Linked DNA regions of Mus musculus: regions 1, 2, 3, 4, 5 and 6 are each linked to region 7. The links are chromatin loops, found by intact Hi-C in ENCODE. Cell type or tissue: heart. All regions are shown on one strand. Region 1 holds the start of St3gal1 (ST3 beta-galactoside alpha-2,3-sialyltransferase 1). Region 2 overlaps Tg (thyroglobulin). Region 3 has its middle 60 kb from the start of Gm31342. Region 4 overlaps Ccn4 (cellular communication network factor 4). Region 5 overlaps Ccn4 (cellular communication network factor 4). Region 6 holds the start of Gm31342 (a long non-coding RNA gene). Region 7 holds the start of Ndrg1 (N-myc downstream regulated gene 1).

Region 1 (4,000 bases), 210 kb after region 7:
CTGCTCCAGAGCCCAAAAAGAGTGGTGCTCACACTCCCGAAGAAACCCCTGTGGTCACGTCAAGCAACACTTCCTGTTTTCTAGCCCCAGATCTGGTCAAAGCCAGTGTGGGGAAGGCCCCGCTAAGTCCAGGCTGTGGCTTTGCTGGCCAGCATGACCTGAACGAAAAAGGCAGGGAAAGGAAATGTCAGAAAGGACAGGGAAGAAGTCCTCTATCCATCCTTTTATTCTTTAGTTGGCTTCTGTTCACGTACATGTATATACACAAGCATATTTTCGAGCCTGTTTGCCCAGTATATGTCTACACACAGTTATACATAATATCTGTTCTTCAGGACTCTTTGGAGTCCGTAGGAATGGCTCCGCTTTACAGATATGGAAGCTGTGGTTTTCAGAGGCTAAGTCATATGTTCAAAGCGAAGTTCTTCATCTTACACCCAATTTTAGGCACACACAGGAGACACAGATGGAGAATTTTAGTTTTTTTTTTTTCTTTCTTTTAGCCAATCATGAAAGTTCAGAAAATGACTAGGCTTTGGTGTTTGGGACAGGAAGGGGAAGTGCAGAGGCGCAGGGGCCCAACCCAGTGGCTTTGGTCACCCTTTCTCACAGCTTAGTTTAACCGCTCTATCCAAAGCAGCCGACAGGGGGCAATGCATCCCTCTTTTTCAAACCTGGGGGCGCTCTGGGCCATCATCCAAGAAAGAAAACCTAGGGACACCGCCCGCAGTTTCCAGAACTGCACACTCTGGTTTAGCAGGGTGGGTGCTCAGCGCTCTCCTGGAAGTCACTGGATGAATTTTAATTTAGTAGCAATCGTGGAAAGGGACAAGGGGCGTCCGGACTCGGGACGCCTTCTAGAGGCCCTTTTAGTGCGCACAGTGTTAGCATCAACTACAAGTCAGAAGCGGTGGCAGAGATCGTCCCCTGATCCTAGCAGTCTTTCTGCTGGGGAGCGCCCCTCACCTGCAGCAGGAAGGCGTGGGCGCTCCATCTCACCACAAGTCCATGGAAGCGTGGGGACCCGAGACAGTGGTAAACTGGGAGAGGACAGGCTTTACCCATTAAACACAGAGAAAGTCTGGCAAATGCCTGATGTAGCAACTGTGCGAGCTTGTTCCTGTCCTGGGGGGTGGGGGGTGGGGGAGGGTCACTAGTGTCTCCGGGAGTCAATCAGCTTCCGAGATGGCTTGACCATCCCAACTCCCACCCACTCGCACGCTTTTGGGCGCGCACATGTCTCTCATGGAGCGCGCCACCAATTCCTGCTGGAGGAAGAAGCTGGCTAGGACCCTTGTGCAAAAGGCTGGAGAAACTCCAGGTTCCAGCAGATGGATGGAGGTTCGGGCACCTTTTCTGAGACTCCACGGTGAAGCAAGGCGAAGGGCCCCACGCTTTACCTGTACTACGAGGCAGGCACCGGGAGACTTAATCCCCTTCTCGAGTTCAGCCGCGCTGCCTCCCGCAAGGTCACACTCAAACACCCACGCGTAGAAAAACGAGGGCTGAAAGTTGCTTGCGCAAAGGTCCGAATCCCGAGCTAATAGTACTCCAACCAAGTCGCTTTGTCCGGTGTCACCATTGCCCACCCCGTGCACATATCAAAGCAGCAGACCATGCCCTGCGCAGGTCACACTACAGAGATGCAGACTTTGCTAACTTTTGTCCCATTATTTCTTGGCAGCTGCGGCGCCTAACGGGTTTGGAGCAGATTCCAAGTTTAGACTTTCCACCGCCACGCTCACTTTGACCACCCTCATCTACCCACTTTCTGACACACCGCTTTTTGCTGTGCTGTCCTAAGCTCCAACTTCTCCCCGAGATCCGAAACGGGGCGGTATTAGAGGTGTCCCGGGGACCAACAGCCTCCTCCCGGGTCCGCGCCTGCCCACAGCTGATCGGGAGACTCCATCCGGACACTGTCCAGACCTCTGGTCTGGAAAACCAACGCTTTCCAAGCGTCCCCAGTGTCCCAGCCCGAGACCTCCGCTTCTCTAGAGAGTGGGGACAATCTGCGCCTGATGGAGTCTCCTACCCGCGGCCCGGGCGGGGATCCACTGCGGTGCTGGGCGCAATGTCACCACGGCCGCTCCGGGAGCCACTGCTACAACTGCCATAGGCTCTTCACTGAGCTCCGGCAGGCTCCTCCAGTAAGTGCCAAAGAGCCTGGAGCCCCAGAGCTGGAGTCTCCTCCCTGACCCGCAGGTAGAAGACCACCGTGGCGGAGACAGAGATCTCTCTCCTTGTGTCTCCCTCTTGGCGCCTAGGGTCTTTGGTCCCATTTCTACTGTTACACCTTTCTAGTCCCTTTCCCACCCCTTCTGTGCCCGGGTCGGGACGATCACCTCAGTACTCAGAGAACACAAGCAACATTTCTCCAGCCCCAACTCGCGAGGGGGCGCCGTCCCTGGGGCACCGGGACAGGGACCAGCTGGGTGCGTACTTACCAAAGCCAGAGACACTCCGGACTTTGGGGGCACTGAAGAGGTTCAGAGAGGTATCTAAGGAGATGTGTTCAGGATACTTACCCAGCCAGCTCAAACCTCACGCTCCTTCTCTGCCTCCTCCTCTCTCCTCCCTCCGGTTTAGGGCTCTTTGTCTTTGCAAAGTGTCGAAAGTGTCTGGCATAGTGGGCTCCGCCGGCAGAGGTTAGCGCCGGAGAAAAGGGAGGCGGGGTGAGGATGGGAGCCGCCTCTGGAACACCTTCCCCCGGGTGTAACGGGAGTGAGAGGCGGGGCGTCCGGGGAGGAGTCGCTTTCGCCCGCCCGGTCCCAGCCGTGACTCCGGCGCGCCCAGCACGGCTCTTCGGCTCTAGGTTCCTCCCCTTCCTCCGCCCAGCGCCCGCCCCTTGGCGCTCGGGCGCCCCCCTCCGCCCCTCCTGCCGGCCTCAGCTCGGCTTTCCTCTAGCTTGGGGCTTCCTGCAAGCTCAATATAGCTCAGCCAAGCCACGTGGACAGCAGCGGGCTGGGTGGAGGCCGGACCCGTCTGAGAGACGCCGGAGGAGGCAGCGCGGGAACAATATCACTGCCTCAAGAGAGGGATCTGCGGGAACAGCTGGCGAGGCTAGGGAAGAACTCCCGAGAGGCTCGAAGCCCGTGGGGTCAACCCGAGGGACGAGGCGTTGGGCGTGCACCGAGAGGATGTGGCTGGCGGTGCCCAGAAGAGCCCCATTCAGGGTCGCAGTGGAGAGAGAGGGCGATCAGGCAAAGCCACCGCTTTTTCTGAGGGCGTGGGACTCGAGGTGGGATTTAGGTAGGCTTGGGGAGGGGCACCGCGGGGTTAGGGATTGCGGTGTCTGTGCAGCCAGGACTGGGAGCCGCAGAGCAGGTCACTATAAGCATCCACATCCCCGCCCTTCCCGTCTACTCCGCCGAGGGCCTTTCCTTTGCGGATGGATAGACAGCTTCGCAGACCAGCGCTAAGCAAAGGCTGATAGTGGGAATCAGAGTTAGAAAGGTCCCCAAGGCAGCCTGGGGATGGGGATTTGGTTTAGGTTAGGGTAGAAGTTTTTCTGTTTTAATAGGGAAGTGAGGGTACGGAATTTAACGTGTGTGGGTCGTAGATCATAAATGGTGGATTTAAAAGGCATTTCTAAGATCTGGTTTGTCAGTGGGTATCCTCTCACTGGAACTATCTCATCTACAACTTTTCCGTGGAATGTTAAGAGGAAAGACGGTGTGCGCAGGAGTCTCTCCGTTTTCAGTTCTGGAGACTTCTGGGGACAAGCCTTTGCAGTGGGGGAGGCCAGAGCTGCCTGGCTGTTTACTCACTAGAATGAGGCTGTAATGTTGGGGCGAATTTGCGGCACTTCTCCATTACGGTGTGATCTTGGGCTCTTTGGGCCATATCCACTGTTTCCTAGGTTTGTGTTTCCACGTACTCCCTTGCAAAGGGCCCTGGTCCCAGCGTTCGTTTGCTTGGGTTGTTGTACTGAGCAAGTGGATACAGGGCTCTTGAAACTGCCCTTGGCATCTAAGAGCTCACTCAATCCAAGCCAGCT
Region 2 (4,000 bases), 290 kb before region 7:
TCATACTAATCCAAACCAAATGGGCAGTGCAAGGGTAGAATTTAGTTATTTTTTAAAAAGGTAGCAAAAAGGTTTTTTATATGTACACACATGTGATCCTATGATCAGATGAACATGTGATCCTATGATCAGATGAACATGTGATCCTATGATCAGATGAACATGTGATCCTATGATCAGATGAGTACGCTAGGTCTGGGTAAAACCAAAAGCAGAGATTAATGTGAAGGACAGCGCAGTTGTTGAGGGCCACTTGGAGATAGGGGCTGCAGTGGAAGAGTGGACAGAAAGAGAATCCTGTCAAAGGGGAAAGAACCTATTAAAAAGCATGGTGTGATGATATGCATGCACTTCTGTAAGTTCAATATTGTGTGCATTTTTTAAGGACTTTACTGTTTAAATAACAAATATAAAAGAAATATCTATATACTTTGACCCAAAATGATATTTGGCTACCCTAGAGTACCCAATGATTGTGAAGGGCCATGCAGCCTTTAAATGACATTAGATCATTTTGGAGAGAGAGACGGGGGGGGGGGAGAGAGAGAGAGAGCGAGAGAGTGAGAGAGCACTAGCTTGTATGAACACTGCTGTGGATTCTTTGGGAGAACCTGAGCCTCCATGTGGCTGCCTTCCAGAACAGCCAGTTTCTGAGTGAGAAAGAATGTTCCCATGTGTTGTGCCAGAAGGGTCACAGACCATGCCCCAAGTGCTGGTCCCACAGACAAACTTGATCTGAGTTGCATAATACCTTAGAAGCCTGGCGTTTTCATTAGATCATATCCTGAAAGGTTTTCACAGAGCTCAGTATCAGTGATCTCATACATTCAACCTAAACACAAAATGCAGAGTATGGCTATAAATACTGAGGCTAGAGGTGTATGAATTTGTTTATGTGGTCAAGAAGCCAGTCTTTAGCTACCTGCTTTGTACCAAACCCTCCTGTGTCCTAGGTCCCTGGGAGTTTGGCTATCCCACTCCTGCCAATTTTGTCTGTTCCCAGTACAATCCTGCCCCATAGCCTTTGCCTCTGCCACCTGCAGTCTTCATCTGCCACTACTTTGCAAGGTGACCTGGTCATTTATCTTCCCAGAGCCTCTTCAGTGTTCTCTGCTGGGAAATGGAAGTTTGTGCTCTATTTACTAGGCCAAGATTAAGCTCTCCTGAGACTTCACTTATGAAACCACTGAGAATATGTATCATCCCAACGTGATCATCTGCAAGGAATTCTCGTGCTTCACCCAGTTTTAGAACATGTAGGTTAGATTCCCCCCACCACCTGGCGACTACAGATTAACTTAACTGGGAGCACGGACCATCAGGCAGCCCGAATCACCAAATGCTCCTCTACTCTGTGCAATCCAGGCATCTTCAGTTCACATCCAACTGAATGCTAACTGTATCCAAGGAGTTTTAGAGATTTCAGCTTTAATACAGACATAATTAGAAAGTGTAGTTTGGAAGACTTTAAAGAGCTCACCCTGGGAAGCATGGTAGGCTTTAGAGGTGTCTAAAAAATTGTTGCTTGTTTGTTTCATTTGATTCATTTCTCTTTTCACACAGCATAAGGCACAGAGTCTTCCACACCCTAAGTTTACAACCCCAGTTTAGAGATTTGATGGATGCATCAAAGACCTTTACAGGGGGGCAAATTGAGATTGAGGCTCAGTTCACAGTTAATGCCACAAGAGGGCAGTCTAGTTAAATAAATGTTGAGAATCAAGTATTCATTGCTAATGCAAACAAAAGCACTCAATTCTGAAATAGGATCCCAATCTCTCTCTCTCTCTCTCTCTCTCTCTCTCTCTCTCTCTCTCTCTCTCTCTCTCTCTCTCTCTCTCTCTCTCTCATCTTTGAACAAATTCTGCCCTAGAAAGGTCATGGGAACGATTGGGTGGTTGATTATCAAAAGCCCAGGGGTAATCAGGAATTTTCTGTTACTATGTAGATCTGGCTGCCCCAGGTCCAGTGACTCCTTTGAACCAGTGGAAGGAGCTGTGAAATGCACATGGAATAGGTCCAGATTACCCAGGTTGACAGATATAGTACGGGACAGCCGGTTGCAGCTGGGCTTCAGCTGCGCAATTTTGTTCTGTATGTCCTTGACATTGCCTCAAATATTTGAAGGCCTGGATGTAGAGTGAGGATTCGCGTTGGTAGGGCATTGCATAAACACCACCAGATGCCTGCACTTTAGAAAGGGTTACCTGGGCTAGGAAAGGGCAGCGTGGGTCGTGGGGTTGCACCCTGAGTTCCAAGTTCTGAGGGAGATGACAGTGGCTCCACATAGAGGAGGGGATAGCACTTAGGAGGTGGAGCTGTATTGGAGGCATGTCTATCACACAGAACTTTGGAATGTGGAGAAGAAATGTCTAGAAGAGCAGAAGAGTAGAGTCAGGGATGACTCCTTTCCGAGTAGATGGTTGAAAATGTACTTGGGAGGGAAAGCTTTGCAGACTTATTTCCAGGGGTCTTAGAGATCCGGGGACCCAGGGGCAGTCAGTCCTTCCCAATCCCCTGTGAGGTCTTAATATGCAGTGCGATGATTTGTGCTATCTGCAGACTGGCTTTATAGACCAGGCTGGCCTCAAACTCACAGAATTCCGCCTCTGCCTCTGCCTCCACTTAAGGTGTGTGCCACCACTGCCTAGAGAACTTTTAAAAATTATATAGCCCCTATATGTGGGGACAAGACAGATGTTTTCGTTTCTACTTTTGCTTATGATAGCACTAATTTCCACACAAATCCACAGCCTGCAATAACGGACAAGCAATATGGCTAGTTGGTAGGTGACAGCTAAGCATGGTCTAGCCTTGCTTTGGCTAAGTAAAACCAGAGCTGGAAAGAGCTGAACATGCAGCTGAGGACTCTGCTACACTGGCTTCAATTGAAGATGACTTGTATTTTATGAAACAGTGACCACGCATCTTCCTCTCTGACAGGTTTCCAGATGCATTTGTGACCTTCAGTTCCTTCCGGGGCAGGTTCCCTGAAGTGTCTGGGTACTGTTACTGTGCTGACAGCCAGGGGCGGGAGCTGGCTGAGACAGGTAATCAGCCACACTTCTGGCAATGTGAAGGGATCAAGTGTTATTCTTTGACTCTGGTGCCTAAGGCAGAAACTGCACTGGAGTTCTACATCCTTGCTAGGTTGCTATGGGTGTGAAAGAAGACACAGCTTAGCCAGCTTTCATCTGCTGCACACTGTTGAAGCTTCTGCTTGCTTGTATGGTGCCGTTGCCGGCTGAAAGAGGTGCCCACCTTGCTATGTGGCAAGTGGAAGACAGGTCATGCCATCAGACTCATTCTCTAGGTAGCTTTCATCTGTGCTGTCAGACCAGCACAGCTACGACAGCAGCGACTTTAGGAACTACTAGAGTATTATTCCAGGCATATCCAACCTATGGCCCAGGGGCTGCATCTAGCTTAGCAAAAGATATGACCCTACAAAAATCACAAACATATTTAACATGTTGTTGCTGTTTGCATTGTTATTATATGTGTTGCATGAACTTTGTAGGTGATGACAATTTGTAATGTCTAAAGAATGGCTATGGCTGGACCCATTGCATAATGCTGCTTATGTAGATTCTGACCTTTGACATCTGTCAGCTCAGCTAGGTTAGAGCTTTATTTCCTGAGGAGCCAATCCCTGAAATGCTATCTATCTACATTTGCTCAGGACTGGAATTGTTACTGGATGAAATTTATGACACCATTTTTGCTGGCTTGGACCAGGCCTCGACCTTCACTCAAAGCACCATGTACCGGATATTGCAGAGACGATTCCTGGCCATCCAATTAGTCATCTCTGGCAGATTTCGGTGTAAGTAACTAGCTAGCAAGAGGCATGTACTTCTACTGTGAAATCGAGTGAGGTTTTGGGGTTATTTTCATCTGCATGGCTGTTACATCAAAGTAAGTTTAGGGAGTTAGCTCTGAGGCAGCATACATTCATGCAGGCTGTGAACACACACACCTTAATCACTATGAATGCCTC
Region 3 (4,000 bases), 130 kb after region 7:
GGCAACCAACATGATTCTGATACACCTGCCAACCAGGTACCTGGTACTTTGCTAGATGCTGGGCATTCAGAAGAAAAACCACGTTCAGTGTCTCTGCCTTTCTAGGACCTCTGAGAGTGGAATGGCATGGTTGGATGGAACCTTGAGATACAAACATCGTACTCAAGCCTTCCAGTGTGTACTTTAGGAACTAAAGTCAGCACACAGAAGCACCCACCCTGAAGTCCCTGGGAATGAGCATAGCTTGGATTTCTGGCCAATCTGCAATCTTTCCATTGTATTCTCCCTGATGTTCAAGCATCTCCACCAAGCCCTCTCTGCCTTTGCTTGCACACAACTGCAACTGGGGTGAGCAGCCTCATTCTCTATTCTCTGATGCTGGGCATCCTGTCCCCTGGGTTGCCTCTCTATAGCCCGTCCTACTGCTTGCATCTTTTAAGCCTTCTGATCAACCAGGGTTGACCAGAGCAGACCTGGTGAGCTGTCACGAATTGGCTCTAAGTCTAGGACAGGATCTCTGACATCAAGGAGAGATTTTGGCAGAGGTGGCCGGTTGCCCTCGAGGATTCTGGAACTTTTATCCCACCATTCATTTTCCCATTATGATGTTGTTTGGGCAATGAAACTCCTGCTGGTCAATGGACCTATATGGAAGTGGTGGGTATCAGATCTAACTGGAGACATTTGAGAGCTTATGAGGCATTACCAGTTTCCTGTACAGTGACCTTGAAGGCTATGTGCTGAAGGAGGTGAAGTTGGTAATAATGTCTTTCATGACTGGCTGGGTCACTACATGAAGGAAAGCACAAAATCCCTGAAACTGCTCCTAAAAGAAACTAGCCTTGTTCTCCATTAGTGGGACTTGAAGCTTATTTGTTTTTGCAGCATTAGCCTACTCTGGCCTGACAGATATACAATCAGCTCTGGTCTTTGTTCTTGGCTGAGGAGTTATGAACAGGGTGACCACAGGCATATAGCATTATAGTCATAGGTATGGTGCAGATACCACTGCCACCTCAGTCTCTTGGGAGAATTTCAGGAGGAACATAATACATGTTAGACACATAGAAAATCTCAGAAAATGGCTGGCACAATTTTTCATGTCTACCATGTCATTTAATACCCTCTTACAGATTAATAAACCATGATTCAGATCAAGCTCTCTCATAGGCATACAGTTCAGAAATAATAGATAACCAAGAACAAGTTTCAGGTCCTAGGTTTCCAGTGGACCTGGGTTTCATGTGAACCGTGGGAAGAGAACATTTATTATCCTGTCCACACTGGCTGGGGACTTTGGCTGTCCCCTTTTGGGCCTGTTTTCTTGACTGGTTTACTCAGGTGAGTGACAGAGACAGCGATCTTATTGGAAAGGTGTTGGGCTTGCTCGTGTCTATAGCAAAGTCCTCTAAAGGTCTGACTTTGTTCACAGGTGTGTGCCTTTTCAAAAGCTTCTGCTTTTCAGCTAAACAGACATGAGATCTTGACTAAGATGGCTCTGTTGCACCCTCTGGTGGCCACCACCCATGAACACTCCAGCTAGCACCGTTAAGCCAAGGACGGGGTCAGAAGAAACTGGGCAGCCATGGGCTGGTTTTGCTTTCCTGGCTCAAACCACTGTGTAGGGCTCATGTCTAGAATTCTTGTGCTAGGAACACCACCTAGAGTTCTCATCCCCCAGGTACCAAATGTCATGATCAGTGTTCAGGACACAGTGACCGAGACCTCACTTTTGATGTGTTTGCTAGCTCTACCCTCTGACGCACTACATGTCTGCCTGAGTCTGCTTCTTTTCCTCAAGATGCTATGCCTCATCAAATTAATACATATGAGGCCAAAAGCAATACTTTTTTTTTTATGAGCGTTACTGCTGTCTGGTTATCTGTTACCATGGCTTCCAACCTTCTCCTGGCAGAGTCCTATTCTTGCCCACAGCCATTTGCAGTACCCATTGCCCTTGATAGTCTTCTGTTAGATGAAGAATATACTAAGCCTGCATTTTCTCGTGGCACAAACTGTGGCATCCCTTTTACTCTATAGAGGTCCATCTATAGAGGATGCAGGCTTTGATCACCGATTCCAAGGACCCATGGGTACCCTTGTTCCAACCAGAGCTCCTCCTGCAGGGAAGAAACTCTTCATCCATGAGTAGACCCAGTCAACTTGAGCTTCTTGCTTGGGGCAATGCTTTCACAAAGCTAGTCCAAATGCTGGAAAGTATGGAGGAAGAGTGTGTCTCAGAGTCCAGAGGCAGCCAAGGAGGCCACGAGAGGAGGCTGCACCTAGGAGCTTAAGGCTGAGAAGCCCTTAGCCCATGGAACTTTCCATTTCAATAGTATTCATGGAACCCTGACTTGAGAGCTCAAAGAAGAAACCAAGATCTTTTGTTTTAGGTCTGCCATGGGCAAGGAATACACCTATGCTAAGTGGAAGAGGACCGGAGAGAAATGGCTTGACTCCCTGATTGTGGACCACACCTGCAGTGTCCAGAGCACCCACAGCCCTGACCTTTGTCACTTTCCCATCCTTTCTGTTGTCCAATGACACCATCCAGAAAAGGACTCCACCATCATTTTCCCCCATGAGAGATTCTGGCACTATCTTTGTGCTGTATGCAACCCAACTGCTTGGCCTCAATAGCCTGACCCCACCACTTGGCTGCCTGTGTTTCCCTGTGCTGGTGAACTGCAGGTGGGTCGATGTGGTTTGACTCAGCTTGTACAGTGGTCCTCCATGTCCCACTGCGTTCATGTATATCCCTGGGGACTGGTGGCCTCTCTAGCTCTTTCTTCTATTTCTTGCACAGTTGTCTCTCCTCAGATCACTCCTTCACCTATAGGCAGTTGTGATCCAGACTCACCTGATCAGGCTCTACTCCTGTGACAAAACATCTCAGACATAAATCCTAGACCTGCTTCAGGGACCAGTTGAAGTGATGGAGAAGCTAAATCAGCAAACAGTGGAAGTTAAGTATGTTCTCTTCTGCTATAGATTAGAGTGTAAGGCTTAGCATTGCAAGGAGCTATGGATGGTCCCTTTTGTCATCTTGACCATCTGAAGTGTTCATTTAGTTTCGTGTGTGTGTGTGTGTTTGTGTGTGTATTGTGTGTATGTATATGTGAGTGTGTGTGTGTGTGTGTGTGTGTGTATGTATTTGTGTATATGTGTGAGTGTGTATAGGAATGTGAGTGTGTGTATTGTGTGTATGTGTTTGGATATGTATATGTGTGCACATGTGTGTGTATATGTGCACATGTGTGTGTGTCTATGTGTGTGTGTGTCTGTCCACCTTAGTCTGCAGTACTGAAGCTGAAAGTTTGCAAGATTCTAGATGTGAGAACCAGCAACAGCCGGTCTCTGTGAGGTAACTGAGAACTAGGGCGACATAATTTAGTAATGCACGTGGCAGCGGATTCACTTTACCTTCTGGCTCGGGCCCTGGACAGTCCCCGTGTAGGACCTGAGGGGTGGGAAGTGAGGAGAAAGTCCTATGGTGGTAGGAGTACCTCAACCACATCCTCAGGGATACCCGTGGTGAGTACGAGAGGCTGAAGCAGAGGCCAATGCCTCCCCAGCAACCCCTGCTTAGCTCTCCCAGCGTGCGGGTGCTGGGCCTCTAAAGTCCACTACTATGTAGTAAGGGATGGGCCTCTGAGGACACAGTCATACCTGTGTATCAAGGGACTTGTGCTAGCTCTTTAATGATTTCAAAATCCACTGATGCTGAAATACCTTATATCAAACACAGGAGCAGCCTTGAGGACTCTGCATTCTCCAAGACATTGTGGTCAGATGGGATGTCCCAAGGGCTGGGTGCTGTTTAAGGCCACTATATGCAGGAGGTGCCAGGAAACCCCTAGTGCTTTTCTGCTAATGTACATTCCAGGAACTCGGGCCTAAGACCAGCATGAGGAAATAGAAGTACAGGGGACAAAGGAAGGAAGCCAGGGTCCTCAGGGACCCACTAGAGCATGCTGCCACCGTGTGGCTGCTTGGCTAC
Region 4 (4,000 bases), 63 kb before region 7:
CACGTGCTGCAGGGAACCCTCCATAAATATTAGCTGTAGAGATCTCAGAAACCTGTGTGTTTACTCATACCACAAAACAGGGGAGTGGCAAGAAGGTAATCCTGCCCTTAAGAGTTCAAAGTTCACTTGAGGATATAGATTGAACTCATCATTTCTGCTGATAGGGGCTTACTGACACCTACTATGTGCCCAGCTCCTTCTGCCTGGTTGAGGCAGATGTCTCTTGCCATGTCTGTTGCACTACACACCTTGGGCTGGTTGGTCCATGGCTTCAGAGCAATCCTCCTCTCTCTTGCGTCCATCTCATTATCGGAGCTATAGGATTAGAACTGCGTGCTGCCATGTCTGTCTTTTACACGTGGATTCTAAGGGGTGGAATTCAGGTCATCAGATTTTTACTGGCTAAGCCATTTCACCAGCTCCTGAGCACCTCTTGGTTGCCTTCCGAGATGGTTCTTGAGTGAGTACCTTTTAGCTAGTTTCTTCCATCAGGAAATTCTCCCTCCATAGACCATCATGGGGGAAATGCTAAGTCCAACAGATCTGAGTTCTAATCCATGTTCAGAGGCAGATAGGTACTCTAGTCATCTCACTGATCTATGAAATAATATGTCCATCTCCATGCAGAAGATGAGGTAGTCTGAGATCTTTACTAGGCTCATCTCAAGTGTCCCTGGGCTGGTAGCCCTCAGTAGACAGACTAACTAGAGACTAGACTTAGCCTTGGGGGGAAGTAAGAATGCCACTTGCAGAGGAGAAAGCCAAGCCTCAGACAGAAAACCCTCGTGCCACGGGAATGATGATAAACGAAGGCTTGGCACAGGGACTCACTGTGATTTACTCCAAGTCTAGACCTTCCCCGAGCATCTCCCACTAAAATCTCTCAGTGAGTGAGGCATTTGGGACTACTCTTGGCCGATGCACTCTATAAGCATCAGCAGCCAGCCAGCCTCTGCCTTGTCAGCCTCTCTGATTTGCACACATGCTCCTGCACCCCAGGCACTGCACGCCACCAACTTTGCCTTGCGTTCCGGCTGCTCCATGTACTTCGGTCCCCTACCCTCCTTCCTTATTGTGGGTCCATTCTTGCTCTTCCATCGTGGTTTCCACAGCTTTACCACCTCCTGGAAGAAGTTGGCCCCACTCTGTACCCCCACCACATTTTTTCTTTCTACTCCTGAAATCGAGTACATCTGTTTGCTTCCCTCTACTGTGTCCTCAGCACCCAGCACAAAGCTAGAGCTGTGCTGAGTAAACAAAATGAATAAGTAACATCACTGTAGTGCTTATCACCTTGGTTACAGTTATCATGTACAAATCACCATTGGTTATGTTAGTGAGGAGAGTGACTCTATGCAATGCTGCTTCCTTCAACCCATCACAGAGCCTAGCACACAGTAGGTGTTTGGTAAGTATCTGTAGATTCATTATCCAAAGAGCTGGTGTGAATTTCTCTGCCCAAACAGCCTTTTTTTCAGGGGCAAAAGTTCCCTGTGTATGTAACCGAGGGTTATCACTGGGAGTCTGAACTAATCACTGCCCTGTAGTCATACATCTTGGATATTAAAGCTGGGCAAGACATCAGGAATCAGGCAGCCATACATCAAAGTCTGGGGGAGCCTGCGGAGCTCTTGCTTAGGTGAACTGGAAGCCTTGAGACCACTAGATGGCACCAACAGCTAAGACTTGGTCCAAGGAAGGTTTTGCCCATCCAGTCACTGTCAGGCAACCCTTCCTATATTCCTTACCCAGATGCCTGGGGGCCTCTAGGCAGGTACCAAGAAAGAAGGCTGCCTATTGAGACTGCTTACCTGGGATAAAGGGATGAGGCCGCTGATGTTCTCATAGAGTCTGGTGCACCAGCTTCTAGCTGTTCAATGAGCAGCACAGGTTTGGGGAGGGATGCTCTAAGTGTTCTTCATATGCTAAATCCCTGTGTTTCCACACTGAGTAGACCTGTTCCTACATAACTGCTCTCAAAGTGACATCTTGTACCCAGTTACAGACTTCAGAGGGGCTGATATGTGTTTCTAAACCCACTTGGAAACACCCCCATCTAACCCTCTTGGACTCTGTATTCTTCTTGAGTCCCAAGCTTAACCCTGAGAGAAGAGATTGATTCAGAATATGATGTCAAGTAATCCCACAGCACTTTTATCCCTCTGCAAGTTGAAACCTAGAGAACCCTACACTGTGCACTGTGCACTGTGTGTTATATTCAGGTAGAGAGAGAAACAAAACCCTAACAGAAAAGCCACTGTGTCAAGGCAGCCTGTTGCTCCATGCACACTGCAAGCATCTAGTAACTAAGAACTCAGAGTGGCATAACAGGTCATAGAGAGTAGGGACATTTATCTCAGACATAGAGAAGATGCCTTGAGGCAAGGAAAGGATGCACCAAGCTGAGCCCTAAATTAATCCTGGAAGTGATATGTCTGGGCCTCAAATAGAGGCTATGGGCAATGCAGGCTGACCAGAGTCACTCTGTAAGCTTCTAGGCCTTCTTTTCTTTGCATCAGTATCTATGCACTTGTGATGTTCCAGGACCAGGACCTGCAGGTCAGATTAATGCAGTAGTTCATCTCTGCTCCTTTTTAGCCAGAGCTATTCCTGGTCCAAACTACAGAGAGCTTCTTTGCACTTTCCACGGCACCCAGAGCCTTATGCTATGATTCATAACTTCTAATGCTTGTCTCTCCTATTATGTTGCATAAGCTTCATGTACAGGATCCTCTCATTTTTGTCTTCTCTGGCATGTAGAGAAGGCTACATGCTAGCTCTATGAACATCTGTTTAATGGCTGAAACAGCCCAGAAGGAACATAGAGGGGGTGCAGGGGAATCCCTCTCCCCTTCAGACCTCAGTTTCCTCTAGTGCAGGGTGAGGTACTCAGATGGGGCCAGGAAGGCAGTCATCCAGGTTGGGATGTACATGGATTACAGAGATACAGGCATCTTTGAGGAGTTGTGCTTAGATACCAGAGTCCTTCCACCTGCCTGCTATCCAGGTGAGAGGCCCTGTCTCAAAACAAAAAACAAAAAACAAAAACAAAACAAAACAAAACCAAAAAAACAAAAAACAAACAAAAACAAAAACAAAAACCAAGGTCTGTAGCATTGATTAAAAAAAGAGCTGAGGATGTCTTCTGGCCTAGACACACACACACACACACACATACACACACACACACCCACACACACACAGAGTTATCTGATTCCACCAGGTACAGAAGACTCTGTGAAGGAAGAGTTTGGAGTCTGCATAGCCCAAATCCAGCTCTCTCTCTCTTCCATAACCCAGTGCCACCACAGGTACTATTGGGACCATGGAGACACCAAGGAAAGAAGGAAGCCAAGATGGACCAAGGTGGATACTAGGCCCCAGTACTTCACTGGCTGAGAATTGTTCTGATTCCTCTGAACTTTGAACTCCTTGATCTTTCTGGCTTTATTGAAAGAAAATCGATGTTTGTCTGTTGATCATGTGGAAGTCAATAATTGTGAAATCCTCTAAACACACTGAAGGTGGAAAGGCAATTGCAGCTCTTTGGGCTTGGAAACTCTGGACTCAACAACCCCTTTTCACCTCTGCCCTTCCTCCACAGGCCCTCTCTCCAACCCCCACAACAATGACCTTCACCCCAGCACCACTAGAGGAAACGACTACACGCCCCGAATTCTGCAAGTGGCCATGTGAGTGCCCACAATCCCCACCTCGCTGCCCACTGGGCGTCAGCCTAATCACAGATGGCTGTGAATGCTGTAAGATATGTGCCCAGCAGCTTGGGGACAACTGCACAGAGGCTGCCATCTGTGACCCACACCGGGGCCTCTACTGCGATTACAGTGGGGATCGCCCGAGGTACGCAATAGGAGTGTGTGCACGTAAGTGAGAGACTCCATACCTTCCAACTGCCCCCCACACCTTATCTCTGGCCCATGAACACCCACAGCCCTTCAGCTGCCCAGGCTTAGCTGGTCAGGAAACATAGTCCAACCAA
Region 5 (4,000 bases), 49 kb before region 7:
CGGAGCTCGTGGAGGCTACAGACTCATAGGTTCTGTGGTATTCCTCTACAGCAGCGTCAGGCGCCGTGGAGCAACGGTATGAGAACTGCATAGCCTACACTAGTCCCTGGAGCCCCTGCTCTACCACCTGTGGCCTAGGTATCTCCACTCGGATCTCTAACGTCAATGCCCGGTGCTGGCCAGAGCAGGAAAGTCGCCTCTGCAACCTGCGGCCATGTGATGTGGACATCCAACTACACATCAAGGTAAGTTCAGGGCAGGGCTAGGCCCCTTAGGAAGGTATAGGCATGGTGAGCATGTATAGCTGACTTGAGCCTGACCACTAAACTTCTTGGGAGTCATTTAAGAAAAGGGGCTTGGCAGGCCTTGGGGCTGCTAGGCTTGTCCAGGATGGATTCCACTGAATGAATGCTTTTGTAGTTGACCATCCTATCAGAAGCAAGGTCACTCCAAGGGGATATCAGGAGCCATCTGGGTTCTTTGTGTTGTGATTCTGAAGGATCTACACCATCTTTCATCCCCTTAGCTTCTTCCCACATCCACCAACACAGGACAGCTACCTGGGCAATGTGAGGACTGTGAACTAGAGCTTGAAACACATGGTGTCAGATGCCGCTCTGCTGTTAGTGTTCACAGGTGTGGCCAGTCTCCGGCTATCATTAAGCTTCAGTTCCTTTCCTGTGAATATAACATTGGTATTAATCCCCGAATCTTCCCCCAGCTTTGAGAGTCTAAGATGATACAAGTACAACATCAAGGACATGTATACTAAACTGCAAAAGAAATGAGTCTTTCCTGTCTAACTCAGTACCCTTCACTCACGCCTTAGTGCTTGACCTACCTGATGATCATATCAAGCAAAGAAAACTTGTCAGGGCTCATCCCTGGCTCTATTTGCGGACGAAGCAGGGTAGGTTCTTCAGATGCTGAGGAAAGGCTGCCAGTTACCAGGACAACCCTGTTTCCCACCACCATCATCAGACATGGGGCTTGCTCCTTATCCTTAACGTAGCACCTTGTCATCTTTGATGGATGCATACTTTCCTTTCTACTCTTCACACTCTGCTGTGCCAACCTTTGGTGCCAGCAGGTCCTTTATGAATGTCTCCTAATTGGAAGTATGGGTGTGAAATACCCAGTATAAGGAACAATAAAACAAGGACCCTAATCTGGGCTCTAAAAATCTATCACAAGTCTGGGCCCTTCGCTAGAAGCTCATGATTCCTCTCCCATCTCCACCATCATCTACCCTGGGTAGGTTTGTTCCCCCGATTGGATAATCTGCAAGCTCTACCCGCACTGGATGTGTTCTGAGCCCAGCTCTGCTAGGATGCTGATAATAGAACCTAACACTAGCACAGGGCATTTAGTAATTGCCTACTGTAGACCAGCTTCAAGGTTATATTAGTGAGATACAGAAAGAGGCCAGAGTATCAAGGAGCCCACAGCCTCCTAGAAGGCTACAATTGTATTTGAATAACGTCAATTCTGAATTTGTGAGAAAGAGAGGTGGTGGGGTAGATGGGACAGATGAGAGCAAAATGTGCCTCTGATTAATGATGGAATTCCATGTCAGCTCAGCTGCTTGCTAGCTGGGGAGCTTGGTTAGCTAAAAGAGGATTCTTGTGCTGGTGACACTGACACATGGGTACCAAAATGGAAAAAAAAATCAGGAGAGAAGGGAGACTGCTAGCTGTGATATCTGAGCTCAGCATGGTAATGCCCTCCTGCAATCCTTGGTTTACATGTGTTATGTGGCAAGGTCTTGTTTTGTTGGCTGATGTCCTTCATTACTTAAAGAGTCTGTGAATCTGGAGCAAAGATGACGCCTGCCATGCACAATGATGGGAAGGGAGGATTTGGCGTTTGGAGGGAGCATGGTGGCTATACATCACCAGTACTAACCAAGGCTCCTTTCCCTTCCTGAAGGCAGGGAAGAAATGCCTGGCTGTGTACCAGCCAGAGGAGGCCACGAACTTCACTCTCGCAGGCTGTGTCAGCACACGCACCTACCGACCCAAGTACTGCGGAGTCTGTACTGACAATAGGTGTTGCATCCCCTACAAGTCCAAGACCATCAGTGTGGATTTCCAGTGTCCAGAGGGGCCAGGTTTCTCCCGGCAGGTCCTATGGATTAATGCTTGCTTCTGCAACCTGAGCTGCAGGAATCCTAACGATATCTTTGCTGACTTGGAATCTTACCCTGACTTCGAAGAGATTGCCAATTAGGTGGGTGTGTGGCTCAGGGTAAAGTTCCATGCTGCAAAGCAGCCAGCCCTTTGTGGTCCAGGACTTCACAATTGAGCCTTATTTCATCTACTTCCTACTCGATTCTGAATTCCCAGTTTCTGTTCCTGTTTTGACAATCGTAATGGCCCAGGAGAGTGCTGCTCAGGCTCAGACAATGGGTTCCTCCTTGGGGACATTCTACATCATTCCAAGGAAAACACATCTCTGACTGTTCACAATGGAAGCAAAGCCTGGCCCAGCTAGTCTGGCTCCAGCCTGGGCAAGTTGTCAGAAGTTGTGATGGGATTGTCCAAGGAAAAGCATCAGCTGAAGAACCAGTATCATGAAGTCCTTCCTCAGATGCCAAGCCTAGGGATGCTGGGATCCTTTCAGACAGATGGATGGGATTGGGGACACAGGAATAAGCTATTATTTTACCCTTGCCAAATGATACTATCCTGGGTATTTCTGCCTAAAACATACCAAAAGTGTTCTTGTTCCACTGATCTGTATATCACAAGTCACCAAACATTTTCCAGGTGAGGACCATAGTTGTGTCATTCTGTTTTGCTATTGAAAATCATTTTAAAAAGAAGGAAAAAAAAAAAAGAAAAGAAAAGAAAGTCATTTCATTAACTTGGGCACTTTCTCCTCTCACCCCATATTCTATAAAGGGCTAAACTTGGGTTCTTGTTGATCAGGAATGTAATTTGAGAAGTCTTACTTTTGCAGGGAGATGGTAGCCCTCAATTCATCCCGTAGGGATGGGACAAGGCCAGCCAATCTTTCAAGCCATAGCTGGGCAGGTCACTGAATCTGCTGCTGGCCAAGTTCTTAGGACAATTAGCCAAAATCTGGGCCTCTCTCTCCCTAGGGTTCATGGGAGTTGGTAGGGACCGTAGAGTGACTTGTCTGTTGTCTCAAAAAGTAAGATGGAAAGATGTTCTCATGGCCCTTAGAAGACTCTTTTGAAGTCTACGCCAGACCTAACAGAATATGTGCATCAAACAAACAAGTGGATCACCCTCCCATGGCCTGGGTGACCTCTAGCAGTCACCCAGTGACTGTGGTAAGGCCACAGTAGTCCCTGGACCCAGGACAAATCTTTTTTGTTTCAGTGACCTACTTTACAGCCTCAGTGTCTATGAAGAAAGTTAACTCAGTTTTCTCATCTGAAGACAGAAGTCGACCAGCCATTCAGAAATGGGGATCTATTTAGTAGTGGTAAACGTTAAAGAGTTTGTAAGCTAAAGAAATATTTTTTTTCCTAAGTGATAATGAGGTTGTTACCTATTTTAGAGGTAGAATTTTCTGTCATCATCCTTTTATTGTGTTCTACATACTACCCATTGTTCTCAATATTTGCCACACATTTACTCATTGAAACTTGCTGATAACACAGAGGACTTCCCTTAATGATTTCTGTTCTTGACACTGTGAAATATCAATTCAAAGAGGCTAATAAGTTCAATCAAAGTCACCTATCTGAAGACTCATAGCCAGAGAAGATTGCCTTCATATTTCCCCTTTGCTTCTGGACCTTGTAAACATGTCAGGGCAGGAAAGCATACAGAAGTCAGCAGCTTGCCCTCTTAGTATTGGCTCTCTAGCCCCTTTCACGTAAGAGGAGAGTGTGTCTAGGTACTAAGGATCCAACCTAAACTGGACAGAAAAGGGCATGTGCATTATCCCCTGTGGCTCCTCCTGCCCTGGAATCAGAACTAGCTTACAGCATGCTTTTATATGATGATTCAGTTTGCCCCACACCATA
Region 6 (4,000 bases), 71 kb after region 7:
GCACATGCGTGTTGTGCACATGTATGTCACATGACATACTCTCCTTCCTCTTTGATGTCCTCAGAGTCAGGAACACTGCCCTCAAGCACTCACAGGGTTTGTAGCAGCCTTGGCTTGTACCCTGTGGGCAACCGATCCCAGGAGAGCAAAATGCCACCTTCTGCAAACTCAGCAAAGCCTTGGGGACCCTCACTGGGCTGATGGTTTCATAACTGCAGATGGGTGCTCCCAGGGGTCAGAGTCACGGCTGAACTGTGTCCATGCCTCTCCCCTAAATAGAAGTCTATGTTCTCACCCGAGACTAGGAATATGTTACCTTATATAGTAAAAGGACTTTAAACAAGTTTGTTTAAGTTAAGGGTCCTGAGACGAGGGCATTGCCCTGAGTCACCCTGATGGCAACAGTGTGAGGAAATCTGAGGGAAAGAGAAGGGTGACCACAGGTCCAGATGGTGGGTGGAGGAAGGGCATGGAATAGAAGCATGCATGAACCACCAGAAGCTAGAAGCACCTAGCAAGTGGATCCCCACGAAGCCTGAAGAAACAAACTAACACACCTTTTTTTTCTAGAAACACCCCCTTCAGTCAGCTGACCTCTCCAGAGAAGTGAGGTAATACATCTGCATGGGTTTCAGTCACTCACAATGTGGTGGACAACATAAAGGTGAATAAACCCTGCTTATGGCCCCCTTATGCACACCTTCAAGAACCTCTGATGGCCTACCCAAGAGGTGGTGGGCCCTAGGGCAGAGAAAAGGCTGAGCACTGGCCAGTGGGAAGGAGGCTGAAAAGAGTCGTCATATTCTTCATTTAGACGAGGTTCAAGAGCAGGTGAGGCATCAATGGGAGGGAGGTCTTTTTAAAAGAGAGAGTATGATGTAGCTCAGGTAGCCTTGCCATATAGCCAAGGATGACCTTGAATTTCCGATCCTCCTGCGTCTACCTTCAAGTACTGGGATAACAGAATTCCACTACAGTGCCTAGTTTCTGTGATGCTGAGTGAGGATCAAACTCAGGGCTTTGGGCATGCCAGGCAAGCACTCTAGCAACTGAGCTACATCCCAACTCCAAGAAGCTGGGTAATCTCTTGGGAGTGGATATTAACCAGGGAGGAATGGGAGGATGTCTTGGTCTCTGAGTGGATCTGAGATGCCCACAAATGTCAAATAGCTTCCCACCACCCTTGAGTTCTTTTCTCTGTGCCAGTCATCCTCTAAACAGATGACTGTGGGGAAAAAATAGCAGAAAAGGCTTTCTCAGCCTTCTTCCGTCTGTGCTCTCCCCTAGTTGCTGATTGAATGTTCAGGGACTTCCTGTGCAGAGGAGCCTGGGATATACCTTAGGTGGGCAGCACATGGGAACTGTTGGACTGGTTTGTAGCAACCTGCACTGGTCTGGTGGTCTCCTCATCCTCTCTGCCACCTAAGAAGTGTTAGGCCCAGGAAGAAGTTAGGGCCCAGCCCAGGGTCAAGACAAGTAGGCAAATAAATATGTCAAGGAATAAAATGATGGATGACCATACGCCAGCTAGATGGGAGCACGTTCTGTGTCATACAAACGGGGAGGTGGTGTTCCCATGTCCTTTTGGCTGAGCACCCACGTGGCAGGGAAGGAGCATAAAGAGGTATTATCAGCCTCCAAATCCTACTGAGATGGGAGGTGGCAGGGGTCACTGGCAGGCTATCTTCTCATCCGTGCTGGCCCCTTCCCACATAGAGTGCTTTGCCTTCTGCATGGCTTGTGTCCCAGGTCCCCAGAGAGAGAGGCACAGACAGTTAAGGACTGTTTGAAGATCTGCAAGAAACCACAGGAAGAACAAGAATGGAGAGCCTTGCCCATGTCTCTCCTTTTCAGGGGCCCTGTAATAGAGACTTTCTCTCTTGTGGATTCAACTCTAGAAAGAGCAGGGGGCGCGGTGTGGGTTCAGCTCTAGAACCTCAAGGGGGCCCTTGGCTGCTACTCTGGGATATGTGTATTCTTTCCTCTGTCCCTGCTTCGCGGCTACCTTCCCAAGCTGGAGAAGTGGAAGGCTGCGGTCTGAAGATCCAGGAGGGCGGTGGCTCCTCCGGCAGCCACGCCCACTTCAAGAGAGATGTGCTGCAGCTCACACCCTCCCAGAAATCACTAGGCCGGAAGTGGACTGAGCTTGGCCAGATCCACAATGGGCGGTGGTAGGGGGAGGGCTGGAACGTGCAGCCTGACACCTGCACCCTAGAAGTTTGTACACGGACAAGGCAGCCGCTCTTTCTTCTCAGCAGGGGCTTGGGAAACTCCTCCCTTCTCAACTCTCTCCCTCTCTATAAGCTTAATCAAGGCCACTGAGCTGAAGCCCCTGCAAAGTGAAAGTAACCTGCCTTGCCCGTAGTAGTTTTGCATAGCTACGTGAGACAACTGCTTCTCACCGCCCCCGCCATCCTCGCTTCCCCCTTCCTCCCTATCCCCCCCTCCACCCCGTGCTGCTGGCTGGGGTGTTAGGGTGAATCACTGTCCGACTCAGATCCCTCTTGCCCATTTTAGAGAAAGAAAGCTGAGGTAAAGAAAAGGGAGGTGAAATTGAGGGAGTAAAGACACCATAATCTTGACATGTGGCAAAGGAATTGAATTTGTAACTTTGTTTCAGCCAAATCTATTACATTCCAGAAACTGAGCTACCATGACTGCTAAGTAGGTACATTTCAGTATATATATAGGACATATAGGGTCCCACACCCTTCTTCTCAAGTTCAGATAAGTACGTTAACACAGCCAGGAACTGGAAACCAACAGAGATGGGATTTGAAGCCTGCTATTCTGAGGCTGGATTCTGGAAGTTTCCTCCATCAGTGAACTACTGTCAAAGGTATAGGATGTGCGGTTTTTGCTCCGGTCTGGCTCTCCTCGCTCAGCGCTTAGACTGCCTTTGCGTCTGGGTACCGGGATGCCCCTGGGGAATGGTGGGCTTAGGACGCTGACTGCCAGGTGGAGGAACTGCTGAGAGCGGTGCGGGTGGGGGTGGGGTGGGGAGAGATCTAGATAAACTGCCGCTAGATGAGAGATTCCCAGAGCTCCACATGCTGCAGAGAGGAAATTATCAGGACTAGTCATAGGACTTGGGGAGAGGCTAGGCTGTACAATGCTGGCTCAACAAGGTGTTTGGGGTGGGGTTGGAGTCTAGGCCAAGAACTCCGGAACGTTACCACTCTGCCATTCTTCCAGGGAAGGGCCCCACACACAAGGTAGCTGGAAGCAAGGATTCCTCTGTGGAGCTGAAGGTGCATGGGAAAACCCCCACCCAGGACAGCCATCCAGTTTCCCTCATGACTGAGTACTTGGTAGCCAGAGAATGATGGGCCCACTGCTTAGTTCTTAAAACTGCAGCAGACAGCAACACACCCCCACCTTGTCAACAACGTTTCAATGAAAGTCACAGCCACAGGGTAAGTGCTAGGCAGGTACCTCTGCCTTCTCTCCTGTCCCGTTTTCAGAGAGGGTAAATTCTCTAGAGGGGAAACAGCTTCTGTTTTTAAATACTGATTCATTTTGGAGAAAGCTAAAAAAAAAATAGTTTTAGGAAGCTGGAGAGAGAACTCAGTGGGTTCTAGTGCTTGTTGCAAATCCATAAAGACCCGAGTTCAAATCTCTAGCAGGGTGTGGCTGGACAGGACACCCGAAGTCCCCACAACCAATGTCCTCCTCTGGCCTCTGCATGGGGATACCTCCGTGCAGCACCCGCCTACACACACACACACACACACACACACACCCCATTTCAGTCTAGTGGAGTGGTTCTTGAACTCATAAGGTAGAAGCAGAAGATTCAGGAATTCAAGGCCATCCTTCACTGCATAGTGAGTTTGACGCCAAAACTATAGCTTGCCTCTACTCCCAGACCAAAAAAAGCAACAGGAAAGAGATTTATTTAGAGAAGGAGCAGACCTCAGGTAGAAGCCACCCACGCTCTTCCTGGCATGCCCTCCTGGGTTCCCTGATTCACCACTGACACCGTCGTCTCACAGTTACT
Region 7 (4,000 bases):
CAGCTCCGTCTCCCATGGAGAGAAAAAGCAAGTGAGAAGGGCTAGCCTAGGGTCAGATGTGACCAAGAAGGTCCACAGCCTGCAGTGAGTCCACCAGATTAACCACCCATCCCAAAGCTGGGTCCAGAAGGGGCAAGGTTAGGGTTAGAAGTGGCTAAGGATAAAGTCATTTGGTCCAGATCCATTAACCTGATTCTAGACTGGTGCCCAGCCTGTTTTTCTAACCTGAGAATTAAGACCTCCTCCTACCTCCATTGTATGAGGCAATATGATAGGCTGCATAGCGATCTGAGTAGGGAAGAGCTATGTACTAAGCAACTATAAACTTCTAGACCTAGAGGGTGAAGGAGGCATAGCAGGTATGCCCTCCTCCTCTCTAGTTGTTATGTGAAGCTTCCACACAGTGCTCCTCATGTGCTGACCACTGGCCTCACTTCATGTGGATTAGCCAAAGCAAGCTCTACACACCCAGATGAGATTGTTTGTGTTATTCTACCTTTATAGAAGAGGAAAACTAAGGTCCAAAGCCCGAGACTATCTCTGCATGTGTCATACTGCTTCCCTGCTTTCTTCAAACACCTGGATATATCGTTACGCTAGAACACAAAAGTTTTGAGGGCTGACTCAAAAGGTTCTGTCTGTCTGGTTCTCCCACTTATAGTTTCACATAAGCTTTTGGTTTTCTCATCCACCTCAATAGAGATGATACAGCCCAGGCGGCATTCCTGTGGAGGTGGAAGGTAGCAAATGATCCTTTGGATGCTCTGTGGCTCCTGTCCCAGACTCTCTTCCTATCCTATACTCGCTCTGCTATGGCTACACCCCCAGTGCTAGTCATTACGTTGGCTTGCCTCAGAAGGTACAGGACCTTTGAGGCACGCCTTAGATGACTCCTCTGGATCTAGGTCATAAGGGAAGTACTGCAGCTTTGGGACATCAGAAAAACACTGCCTTCTTTCTGTCCCCTGCTGGGGTTAGTTCAAGCCACCAGGGGTCAATGCACCCAGGGACCCCAGCACTGTTGGGCAGGGGGGGGGGGGAGGTAACTAACTGAAAAAAAAACACCAGGTAGAGGGACTGTTACCCTTGTCTCTTTCTCACTGAACTGACTTTGCTTCCACTTCAACACATGATTTAAACACTTTCAAAACAAACAAACAATAAAAAGCAAACATATACTCTGCCTCTCCCTCCTACTGGCCTCACCCAAAACTTGGTAAGAAGGTAAGTTCCTATTCATTCCGTTGCATTCAGGCAAAACTCAAGTTCAGTCCTAACCAAGAGACTTCTGAGAAGGGACTCTGAACGGAGTTCAGACTCTGGCTGACCTCAGCCACAGACCTCTCCATCTCTGATCTCAGTTCTCATCTCTAAAGTAGCAAAAGACAGGAAAGGATGTGTGTGAGTTGGGATTTCCTTTTGAAATAGCCCAGCCAGTAGTTAGCAATTTCTGGTTTGCTTTCACCAAGAGAAAGCTTACGAGGAGAGGAGACTCTACAATGGACCCAGGAACTAAGCGATACCTCCTCCAGCCATAGGATTGTATCAGGTACCTACCGGGGTCAGGGCAGAAAGCAGAGCTGTCCCAATGATTTTTAATAATGTCAGAGCTCTTCCTATGGGTCAAGCTACTGTCCTTGGTATGGCTGAAAAAGTCCTCCTTCCCCAGTACTGGCCACGGAGATACCAAGCACCACCAAGCTAAGAAGGCCCAGGTGGGATTAGCTCCCTGACAGCATCTACTGTAGTCTCACCTCTTGGAGCTTTTCCAGACCTTCCTGTAAAGCCTCCCTCACACCTTTCAGCTCCGACTTGGTACCCTTCTGGCCTGGGGCTGGTTGCGCCACACCCATAAAACAGTGGCCCCTCCCTGCCACTGTCCAGAAGTTGGCAAGTCCCATGAAGATGGTTTTGGGGGGTTTTCCTCTGCACCTAGCTTTCTCTCATTCACTTCACACATGTGAAATAGACAAATTGCTAGGATCTCTAACAGTAAGAAGCAACCTGAAAGATTTGCCTTGAAATCCATAGCTAGCGCCTGTCCGTTCACTTTAGGTGGTGTAGGAGATCACTGAAGGGGGTAAGGGGGGGGGGAACATTGGCTGTCCTGAATTTCCCATCTTCTTCAGGAGTTTCAAGGACTCAAATAAGCTGACCTGCCCAGGAAGTCTGTGAGGGAGAGCTGAAGGCTGTTCTAGGACACGGACCACTGGACTTCCCTCCCCGACCTGTCCTCCCACATTAAAGCCCAAGGGACAGTGCATGGGGATCCGTGATGACTGCCAGCAAAGGCGACAGACAAGGGAAGACGGAAGGTGGCAGAGTAAGGAAGCCATCCACAAATCTTAGCTTCAGCTACTAATTTGACAGAGGCGGTGGTGACAGCATGTTTCCCCAGAGCCTGCAGCATTCCTCACGCCCCTCCCGAATCTACCCTACAGGCTGAATCAGAGACCGCGACCGGTCTCCCGGGAACGGACGAGCGGTTCCAGCTGCTCTCCGGGCTAAAACAGCAGGGAGGACCGCCTGGGAGAAAGAAAGGGAGGTGGGGCGGGGGGAGGCGGAGGCGAAAATGACGACACTCAGAGCTCCAGCCAACTCTGGGGCTGCCAGATGCCCGCGCGACCCTGGAGGCACAAACCACCACTCCCGCGCAGTTACAGAGCCAACCCGGTACTACCTAGAGGGCCGCACCCTTGCCTGGGCTCCTCTCGCCGCCGACACTCGCAGTGGCGCGTGCAGCACGCGCCGGGACACACCCCGGACTCTCCCCCAGCACACACACGTTCTCTCACACGCACAGCTTGGAGAGAGCACTGGGCTCTGGACTGGATGGGAACCTGGACTCAGATCACACTGGTTCGGGACCAGGCTCCAGAGTAGACACACCCTCGCCCCCTTCTCCACACTCCCCGCCAAGTCTGCTCACCCTTACTCATCCCCTGGATACACGCGCTACAGTCGCTCTTTTCCTAGTCACCCCATCACCCATCCACACCCCTTCACACGCGAGAGCACACACAAAGTGTCCCCTTGAGCCCAGTGGACAGAGAAGTCAGCTGTGGCTCAGGGTTGACGCCAGGAAGTGCGACCCAGGTATTCCCAGGCTCTCCGCCCCAACTTCGACCCCTTAATCCCACTTCCCCAATTAGAGAGAAAGCGAGACCCAACACGTCTTTTTGTGCCTTATAGTAATCGAAACCCGCTCCAGTGATGCCAGCTATCCCTCCGGCGCCGGTTCCACCGAAGACCACCAGTTGTGGTCTTCGCAAGGGCCACAAAAGACGGGCGGGGTGTCCAGTAGCACCCCGAAAGCAAGCTTTGCTGGGGGTCCTTGTCTTGCTCCGGAGGAAGAAGGCGTCCGGAGGGCTTACCTAATGAGCAAGCAAGCACGGAAAGGAGCCAACCACAAGGTTGGAGGTGCAGCGCCCCGCGGGAGGTGAAGAGGGAGACGAAGATGGGTGAGCAATCTGCCTGCAACGCGAGAGGGTAGCCTGGCAAGGTTTGTTTATGTCCGTGCGTGCGTAGGGCGATTTTATAGGCGCCGGGGCCCCGCCCCCAGGGCCTCGCCCCTCCCAGACCCTCTGCTCCCAGCGCAGCAGGAGACGGGGACACACCCCTTTCTCCGGCCCGCCTCGTGCTGCACCCTGCCTGGGCTGGGCGGGGCGGGCTGGAGCCGCCGCCTGTTGCGCAAGCCTTTGCAGGGGCGCGACTGGAGAGACTGCCCGGCCCTGCCTGCCGCTCCTCCCTGTGATCCGCTCTCGGGACCGCGGCGTGTGCAGCGAACGTGTGCCCACCGAGTGGTAGCGTGGTGTGCCCGTGCGCGCTCGTGCGCGTGTGCATAAGGACTCCCTTGTGTCTCTCTGCGCGACCGCTTGCCCCCCTATAGCCTTTGAGTTTCCTAAGCCTCTGCCCGCGCCACGCCCTTCTGGGCGGCACCCCCCACTTCCTCCGGGTCTCCACGCAGTCACTCCCGAGCCCCATTTACAGCCTAGACGGC

Evidence for each region. A loop is a pair of places that touch in the nucleus more often than their neighbours do. Peaks named below come from ENCODE experiments on the same cell type or tissue, not always from the same donor. Only the 100,000 strongest peaks of a DNase experiment are listed, where the experiment ranks them.
Region 1: a loop joins it to region 7, with 5 times the contacts of the local background. A loop is called at or near these places in 4 of 42 quality-filtered maps.
Region 2: a loop joins it to region 7, with 2.5 times the contacts of the local background. A loop is called at or near these places in 3 of 42 quality-filtered maps.
Region 3: it touches region 7 in a loop (5-fold over the local background); 20 of 42 quality-filtered maps call a loop at or near these places.
Region 4: a loop joins it to region 7, with 2.8 times the contacts of the local background. A loop is called at or near these places in 8 of 42 quality-filtered maps.
Region 5: a loop joins it to region 7, with 2.5 times the contacts of the local background. A loop is called at or near these places in 8 of 42 quality-filtered maps.
Region 6: a loop joins it to region 7, with 5 times the contacts of the local background. A loop is called at or near these places in 20 of 42 quality-filtered maps.

What each region holds. Positions count from the first base shown.
Region 1 is chr15:67,174,104-67,178,103 of GRCm38, forward strand. It overlaps St3gal1 (ST3 beta-galactoside alpha-2,3-sialyltransferase 1), which reads right to left and starts at 2,779. Exons shown (of 9, transcript NM_009177.4): 1 at 2,529-2,779. In heart, CTCF peaks have their summits at 655, 855, 2,403 and 2,905; DNase peaks (open chromatin) are centred at 148, 648, 1,458, 2,788 and 2 weaker places; H3K4me3 peaks cover 4,000 bases; H3K27ac peaks cover 3,842 bases.
Region 2 is chr15:66,675,089-66,679,088 of GRCm38, forward strand. It overlaps Tg (thyroglobulin), which reads left to right. Exons shown (of 48, transcript NM_009375.2): 6 at 2,944-3,050; 7 at 3,683-3,826. Among named protein-coding and RNA genes, the nearest start is that of Tg, 6.3 kb to the left of the region's middle. In heart, a CTCF peak has its summit at 1,659 (motif pointing right); DNase peaks (open chromatin) are centred at 633 and 3,033; H3K27ac peaks cover 1,888 bases.
Region 3 is chr15:67,097,518-67,101,517 of GRCm38, forward strand. No RefSeq gene overlaps it. Among named protein-coding and RNA genes, the nearest start is that of Gm31342, 60 kb to the left of the region's middle. In heart, CTCF peaks have their summits at 1,523 (motif pointing left) and 3,967 (motif pointing left); DNase peaks (open chromatin) are centred at 1,534 and 3,934; H3K27ac peaks cover 435 bases.
Region 4 is chr15:66,902,797-66,906,796 of GRCm38, forward strand. Ccn4 (cellular communication network factor 4) reads left to right here. Exons shown (of 5, transcript NM_018865.3): 2 at 3,605-3,884. Among named protein-coding and RNA genes, the nearest start is that of Ccn4, 13 kb to the left of the region's middle. In heart, CTCF peaks have their summits at 1,652 (motif pointing right) and 3,738; no DNase peak of the experiment used is centred here.
Region 5 is chr15:66,917,226-66,921,225 of GRCm38, forward strand. It overlaps Ccn4 (cellular communication network factor 4), which reads left to right. Exons shown (of 5, transcript NM_018865.3): 4 at 52-245; 5 at 1,930-4,000. The coding sequence ends at 2,229. Among named protein-coding and RNA genes, the nearest start is that of Ccn4, 28 kb to the left of the region's middle. In heart, no CTCF peak of the experiment used is centred here; a DNase peak (open chromatin) is centred at 2,416.
Region 6 is chr15:67,037,415-67,041,414 of GRCm38, forward strand. It overlaps Gm31342 (a long non-coding RNA gene), which reads left to right and starts at 2,179. Exons shown (of 3, transcript XR_384160.3): 1 at 2,179-2,839; 2 at 3,196-3,416. In heart, no CTCF peak of the experiment used is centred here; DNase peaks (open chromatin) are centred at 2,137 and 3,037; H3K4me3 peaks cover 1,562 bases; H3K27ac peaks cover 1,765 bases.
Region 7 is chr15:66,966,130-66,970,129 of GRCm38, forward strand. Ndrg1 (N-myc downstream regulated gene 1) reads right to left here and starts at 3,512. Exons shown (of 16, transcript NM_008681.2): 1 at 3,375-3,512. It overlaps Gm2895 (a long non-coding RNA gene), which reads left to right and starts at 3,519. Exons shown (of 3, transcript XR_875396.3): 1 at 3,519-4,000. In heart, a CTCF peak has its summit at 2,467; DNase peaks (open chromatin) are centred at 1,842, 2,652 and 3,652; H3K4me3 peaks cover 1,939 bases; H3K27ac peaks cover 1,866 bases; H3K27me3 peaks cover 1,673 bases.